Linked DNA regions of Mus musculus: region 1 is linked to region 2. Evidence: chromatin contacts called from ENCODE Hi-C data. All regions are on one chromosome and are shown on one strand. The core of a region is the stretch at or near the end of the contact, and the rest is flanking DNA. Distances in the headings are between cores, read along the strand shown. Region 1 has its middle 5.7 kb from the start of Gm3596. Region 2 overlaps Rad51b (RAD51 paralog B).

The links. A loop is a pair of places that touch in the nucleus more often than their neighbours do.
Region 1: a loop to region 2 is called in a map of CH12.LX, with 2.3 times the contacts of the local background. The contact joins two enhancer-like sites. A Hi-C loop is called at or near these places in 2 of 37 maps with a recorded cell type or tissue (CH12.LX and mature B cell).

Annotation. Positions count from the first base shown.
Region 1 is chr12:79,835,562-79,839,656 of GRCm38, reverse strand. It overlaps a transcript of Rad51b not described here. Among named protein-coding and RNA genes, the nearest start is that of Gm3596, 5.7 kb to the right of the region's middle. Within about 2 kb of position 1,361, at least 1 of the 3 ENCODE cell types and tissues checked has a DNase peak (open chromatin) inside an H3K27ac peak, as active enhancers do.
Region 2 is chr12:79,628,374-79,632,036 of GRCm38, reverse strand. All of the region lies in intron 7 of Rad51b (RAD51 paralog B), which reads right to left. Among named protein-coding and RNA genes, the nearest start is that of Gm36048, 170 kb to the left of the region's middle. Within about 2 kb of position 1,661, at least 1 of the 3 ENCODE cell types and tissues checked has a DNase peak (open chromatin) inside an H3K27ac peak, as active enhancers do.

The DNA of each region.
Region 1 (4,095 bases), core at 112-2,611, 210 kb before region 2:
TTTCTTTTCAGGACCACTGAGGGGTTTATTTTCCTTCTCGCAGCAGTGCTCCGGGGCTCTGCTGTACACTGTATCTGTGTTGGGTTTTCCCACAGGCCCCTGCAAAAGCAGTCCACTTGCTTTCAGAAGGCCCTGGGCGGCCCCGTGAGGGGGGAGCTGGTTGCAGCTGTATGCCCCTCCTTTCTGCAGCAGGCTTTGATCAGGGTTTTTTTTTGGGGGGGGGGGGAGTGATGGGGGTGTGGGCTGGTGCAGCCTGACCTCCCATCTCCAACATCTCCCAGGTAGAAAGTTCTGTTCAGCCTGTCTGTGGCTTCAAAGGCCCTGCCCCTCCGGGCTGGGACAAGTCTGATAATGGTTCCCATTTTTTGTTGCTGTGTGATCTTCCAGCAGCCCTATCTTTCAGTCGACAGGATCCTGCTTGTTTGGTTGGGCTGCTCCAGCCAAATTGAAATCACCTTTCTGGTTGAGGAAGCACATTGATGTCTGTCTTCTCCCATTGAGACCCCTTTGATGGCTCAGACATGGCCTTCTAGCTCAGACAAAGGTGACCCGGGCCATGGCAGCCAGACACCTGTCCAGTCAGAGCCCGAGCCTTGAACAGGGTGGACATCTGCTTGAGTCTGCAATTCAAGAAGAACACTCCATTTGGCACTTGTGTCCTCGGGAGCACACAGCTTAAGGAAAGCCAAGGCTTTCTGCTCTACTTCCTCGAAGAAATCCAGCCATGGTGGCTGAGGCGGCATCCTGTTCTCCATGCTTGAACTTGAACCTGGGACACAGCCCAGATCCCTAAAGTTGACTACAGTTCCCAGGAACTTGAGCTGCTCTGAGTTGAGAAGCAGGCAGCCAGCCAGTGTTAGGCAGGATGTCCCTTCCTAACAGTTGTGGCCTTACAGGTTCAGTTCTCAGCCCTGGGGCATGAACAACAAGTAATGGGGCCCCTCCAAAATCTATTTCTAGCTCCTACCCCAAACAGTTTCATCTGTCAGTCCCCAGGGTTGAGTCAAAGGACAAGGGCTGAGCCACCAGTGTGCTGCTGTTGGTCTGGAGAGGGGTTGCGGCTTCCCTGGAAGGCTGGCTGACTGCTCCTCTGGGGCAGGTGGGGTTAGGCTGCACATTGCCCTTTGGTTTCCTCACATTTAAAATGAGGGTGGCCAAGGGCAATAGGAGAGCATCCTCCTTCCTCAGTCTGATAGCACAGGGCTCTTCCTTTTGACTGTACTCAAAACAACCAGGGCAGAACAATGAACACAGGAGGAGGCCCAAGGGAATTTATCATGTGGCTGTCCCGTGGCAGTTCCCTCTCTGCCTTTATCTCCTACAGAGGTCTGTGTGGGAGGAAATTCTGGCAGGCTGCATTTGTCTCCCTGGAGTGGAGAGAAGCTGCAATGTTGGCCTCGCCCCAGCCTCAGCCATAGCAAGGAGACCTGAGCCGTCTCCCAAGACTCTGAAGATGTGCCCACCAGAGTGCAAACCTGCAAAGAAGAGACTCCAAAGAGTGTCAGTGTGCCCAGACCAGCCCAGGTCCTCCTCTCTGCTCCTGTCACTGCGTGACAGCTTTGTAGACACTTGTCCTCTGTTGTTGGAAAAGCAGGGGGCAGACACAGCAGTGAACACAAAAATTTCTCACACCAGGGAGGTCACTTGCCTAGAGAATTCATCCTTTTCCCCAGATGCCTGGGAAAAGAGAAAGGACCTCCGAGCCTTGCGGCGATGAGGAAGTTAGCCAGTTCCAGTTGCTCCCTGTGAAAGTAGATGTTTTGCAGCATCTGATCAGGCCATCTCATCTCAGCACTGATTCATTTATTTGTATAGTGGGGGGTATACGCATGCAAGTAGGTACACATGTGTGTACAGGTGTATGTGCAGACTTCATGAATATGTAGAGGGCACAGGAGGAAGTCAGTTCTCCTACTATGGTGCTCTCTGCCTTATTACTGTGAGTCAGTCTCTTGTTGACCCTGGAGTTTGCAGCGTTTTGGCCAGACTAATGGCTAGCAAGCCAATGATCTTCCTGTCTCTGACCATCCCTAGTCCTGGAGTGAGAGGTATATGTGGCTTTTAACATGGCTGTTGGTGATCTAAACTCAGGTCCTCATGCTTGCAGAGCAAGTGCTATTACCCACTGAGCTATCACCTCAGCCTCCCATCTCGGCATTCTTAATTTCATTCAGTCCATATGCAAAATCCTCCCTGCCAAGGGGAAACTCTAGTGCCTTTGCTGCCAAGATTCAGAAACTAAGGAAAACAGTTCCTATCCGGCAGCTAGTCACTGTGGGATGTTGGCCCACCATTCTTTGGGGCTTGAGCCTTTTATAATGCTACAAATTGAACACGGGAAGACCTGGGTTGAAGGTCACCAAGTGATCTTGACTAGGCGACCTGACATCTCATGGCCTCAGTTTACACATCGGCAATACTAGAAACCTCAGAGGACTCTTCTCACTCAGAACTGCATGAGATAACGTCTGTGATGTACCTAGCACACGCTAAGGATTCTATAATGTGACCATTATCATTACCATCCTTTCAAACGCTATGCAGGTCTGACTGGTCGTCCTCCTCCCTGCTGAATAGCAACCTCAGAGAACAGTAAGCCCTACTCTGATGTAAGAAACAAACTCCGGGTGGGAATGGGGGGCATATAGGTGGAGGCAGACCCCACAGCACAAAGGTTAGGAATGTCTACCTGGGACACCAGTAGAAAACTCAGGGACAGATCTGAACATAACCTGATTTTTTTTTTCCTCTCTGGCCATGTCACCTCTCAGGTCAGACACAGTGGGCTGGTTTCTTAGGACTTCAGTGACACATTGGCACAAACAACATCATTTCTCACTCAGTAGACAAATATTCTTTCACACTTTTGGAAAGAAGTCTAAAATTGAGATGTCTGTAGGGTTGTGTTTCCTCCGGAGGTATGAGAGACTCTTTTCTTGTCTCACATAGTCCCAGAGGTTCCAAGTGTCCCCAGACTTGTCCCCAAACTAAGCACTACATAACTTTGTCTGCCTCTGGGGCTGAGCTTCCTCCTCTTCTTTGTGTGTCTCTTAAAAGGACACTTGCACTTCATCAGAGACATGTGGCCTCAAGATTGCAAGAATCCTAACTTGATTACAATTACAAAGACCCTTTATCCAAATAAGGTCACATTTACAAGTTATAGGGTCAAGATAAAACACATCTTTTGGGAGGATCAATCTTCAAATGAGCACATCGCCAGCCTTGCAAAATGTCCAGGTTGATTAAGACTAAAACATCCACAGAAAGTGTTCTTCACCCCACGACAACATCCCTGGACCTCCACTTGGTTCTATCATTCTCATGGCAAAAGCTGGCTTTTAGTTCACTGTCAATTAACAAGAGCAGGAATCCTTGCACCAGAGAGTGGGTCTCCAGCTGGCCCTGCATCCTGGAGCTTCTGAATCTCAGCCAGAAACTGTTGTGGAAAATAATAAAAAAGGAACCCACCAACTCTCCCCAGGGCCGGACCAAACTCCCGTTCTCCTGCCACTGATGTCAGCTTCTCCATCTAACCCCAGCAGCATCTGGCTCGCTTGTCCCTGGAACTGCTGGCTCCCTCTCCACCATCGGCTCTATCCTACATTCTAGTAACCAAATGGAACCGCCAACCCCGTGGTTGCATATCACAGCACCCAGTAACCTGGTAAAATCAAGACTCTTAAAGCTTAATTAACCAATCAGATTTATGTATCAATAATATCACAATTTACAAGATGCCAATTCAATAATTTCAGAGCCAATTGATAATGATAAAAGCTTTATCCCAATTAATCAAACCTCATGATACCACAACTACTTGTGGCTGGTTAACGCCACACAGGTTCACGTCTGTAGCCATCTTCCTTCTCCTCCTACCCTGAGACACCCCCTGTCTTAAGCTCCGCCTCCCCTTTCTCTGTCCAATCACAGACCTCCTCTGCACTAATGTAATTGGACAGGGAAAATCCTGCGACTAGATACACTGAGATTTGGAACCCTGCTTTGCCCTGGAGGCTGATGAGCAAACTGTGAGGACTTGTCTGTATCGGCTTGCTGGGTCCCAGGAAGTACTGATTGGTCGCCTGATGCTCA
Region 2 (3,663 bases), core at 412-2,911:
TTGCCATGGCGTTCCTCTTGTTAGGGGGACTATGGGGAACCAAATCAGCTGGATTGTTCATCCTTAGAATTCACAATCAAAAGAGTAAAACCAGCTGGGCGTGGTGGCATAAGCCTTTAATCCCAGCACTTGGGGGGCAGAGGCAAGTGGATTTCTGAGTTCGAAGCCAGCCTGGTCTACAGAGTGAGTTCCAGGACAGCCAGAGCTACACAGAGAAACCCTGCCTCAAAAAAACAAAAACAAACCAAAACAAACAAACAAACAAAAAAACCAAACCAAACCAACCAAACAAACAAAAAAGAGTAAAACTTTCCTCCAAAAAAGCAACATATTTTCTGAAAGCACAATATTCTCCTCCTTCGAAATGTATTTCCACCCATTGTATTTAAATAAAAGGCACTGAGAAGGGGTTCTGTGTCTCTGTAGTGACTTCCACAATTCACAGTACTACACAAAAAATGATGTCCTGACCCTTCTGATAAAATAACCTTTACAGCTCTTCAAAGCACTTTCTGAAATGTTCTCATATTTATTTCTGCCCTGAAGGAACAACATTATGGGGATGATATTGTATCAACCCTGTGGTACAGAGATCCCAGGTCAACAGAATATCTAACTTTTCAGAAGTTATTCAGCTCGCATGTGGGAGAATCCATTTTGTCATATACTCTGCCCTTTATTCATTTATAATACATTCTTATATTTGTTTCACTTAGACCCAAAATCAGTCTCCTTGCTAAAGAAATGTTGGATTTCAGAATATGAGAACATGAGTCCCTGAAACATGGTACCTTGTCATTGTGAGTATTTCAAGCTCTAGAAACTAACACATAAATGTATTCTCCTTCTTATTTATTTATTTAGGTTTTTCAAGACAGGGTTTCTCTGTGTAGCCCTGGCTGTCCTGGAACTCACTCTGTCGACCAGGCTGGCCTCGAACTCAGAAATCCCCCTGGCTCTGCCTCCCAAGTGCTGGGAATAAAGGTGTGTGCCACCACTGCCCAGCTCATAAATATATTCATATACATCCCCAAACGGAAAGAACACTTCTGGCCTTATTCTGCCTGTCTCCTCTGACATAAGCTATTTTAAAAGTTCTCTGACCCACCTCTTCAAGAAGCAGGTCATAAGGTTTCCTTTCTAGTGAACTTCTGTCCATATCTTGGAGGCTAAACAGAAATAGACCAAATCAGCTTTGGTAGGTACCCCCAGTTAGTACCACCCTCTGTCTTCTCATCAGATTCTGCCTAATGTCCCCAGAGCAGTTTCCATGGGTGTCTGAAGGCTTCCCTGTCACAAAAGCCTTCTGATAAATGTATTTGTTCTGCTTTTCTCTTGTAAATCCCCTTCTTTGACAGGGGTGTCAGCCATGAACCTTGTAACCAGTAAGGGAAGAATCTTATCTTTTCTCCTTGTTGCTTTCTGATGTCTGAACAAGGGACCCAAACCCCATTAGCAACAGTACAAACACGGATTGCTTTGCCAGCTAAGAACTTCCTCATGAGTAGGGAAATACGTGATGGGAGTGTCTATCTATAAACATGTACTTAATCCAACTGGGTGTCCTTCAGCTCCTAGTCATGTGTTTCCTACACTACTGCATTTCTTCCCCCTCCCCGTTTTTTTTGCTGAGCATGGTGATATTCACCTCTCTAAATGTGAGCCATGTACTTCCTCCTGTATGAGTTCTTCCCTAGTTTTCTGGAGTCAATTGTTCTCTTCCTCTGCTTGGCTTGTACAAGCAGAATAACAATTACTATCTTACTCAGTACAGTTATTTTCACATGCATCTGCTCTGCTGACCTGGCAGCATTTTTAAAACAGGAACCATGTGTCACTCATTGCCCTTGGCATAGAACAGTGGAACAAGACATCAAGAAAATGATGGCGAGGACTCGCTCTGGTACCTGTGATGTAGTTACCTGTGATGTATTTATCTGTAAATGAGTGGTAAACTCACTTCCCCAAACATACAATAACTGCCATTTGTAACCCTACCTCAGCACCCAGCTTGAGAATTCTGTTTTGGCCACTGACAACAGTTATCGTAGATTCATACACGCATATTTACTCCAGACATCTGTGACCATAACTCTTCATGGTTGGGTGGACTGGACACAGGAAAGGAAGCTGAAATCCAAGATTATCCTAGGCATACCAAGATGTCTGGTCACTTGCCCATACTATACCTAATTTGCTTGCCTGAAGTTATTATTTTATTTTACATCAAACATTATGATGAGTTATATATGCTACTTAGAGGTACAATCCCAACAGCTGAAGGTTTTCTGGGTCGATAGACCATGTTTTTCTATTCTCCTCTCCTCCAGACCCATCCCTTAACTTTGGAATATTATATCCAGGCAGGCAAATGAGAGATGGCAAAGGAGGTTGACTGCACACACCAGTAACACTCATTTACTCCTGTGCTTCCACTGACTTTCCGTAGATCCTGAACACTTCTGACAAATCATTTGGTACCTTCTACCTCTTCTAACATCTCTGAAATAATCCCTAGTTCAACATCCTTAACCTCATGAATGTCTCTAGACTCAAAGTCCTGCTGCTTAGCTTGTATACACTTTCTTCACCTTTAGCACATAGGAATACCCTAGGATGCCTCCTACACCTCTGGCATTCCCAGACATCAATGGAGCCTCGGGCATCCAAAGTATTTTGTCCTAGCTTGACTGAGAGCTACAAATCCCTGCCCATCCAAACACTACCTATCCAGCAAACTTCCTCTTCAGTCCCACTGTGCTAAACTGCCACCAAGCCTGCCAGTCTCTGAGAGTGCCAGGAATAGAACTCTATCCCTGTCTATCAGTCATTCCAGCACAAGATCCTTTGAACGGCTAGGAATTAGCAATTTAAACTTCTTTTTGGGTAGTCCCAATTAGCCACACTGTTGGTCAATATGGCACCCCCTACCCCTGATTACTATCAGAGGGGAGCCAGTCAAAACTGGCTACTCATTTAGGAGACATAGTCCTGAATGGGAGCCTCTTTCAAATGAAGAATTCTTAGGGCTCTATCCATTGCTTTCACTGAGTCTTTGTGAGGGCCCAGGGATGAAGGGTGTGTTTATTTGCTGAGCCATCTCAAGGGTCTGACTGGGTAGGATGATCACACACTTGTGTTTTGAGGTCCTTAGCTGTTAGTAAAAGAGAGCTGTGAGCCGTTGAAAGGTAAGCATGGGATAGGTGAGATTTATCTGCAGATTCATTCGCTCCACTGCTGACTTTCTCTGCATGCTGCTCTTTGCTGCCCCCCCCCCCCGCCACCCCCCAACCCATACAGCATAGACACTGTTTGTGACTCTTGCATTCTGGTTTCTGATGATCAAGGCTGACACTGGGTGCTTATTTAAACCAGATGTTTTCCACAAGAAAATGTCAAATAAGTAGGGGGTGGGGAGGGCTAGACCCATCACTAAAGCACGTAGGCCTTACAATGTCCCTCCTCCTAGAGACTGCTGATTTGACTCAGGTTTCTGAACTGAAAAACAAAACTGACATGCTTGGTTTTTTGTTGTTTTTTTTTTTTTCTTACAGTAAAGTGTAACTCTGTGTGTTCAAACAAGGATTGGTGTCAGGAAGCAGAGAGGCACCGTGAAATATGCTCATCTTTACTGTACGATTAGCTAATATAACTTTATAAATC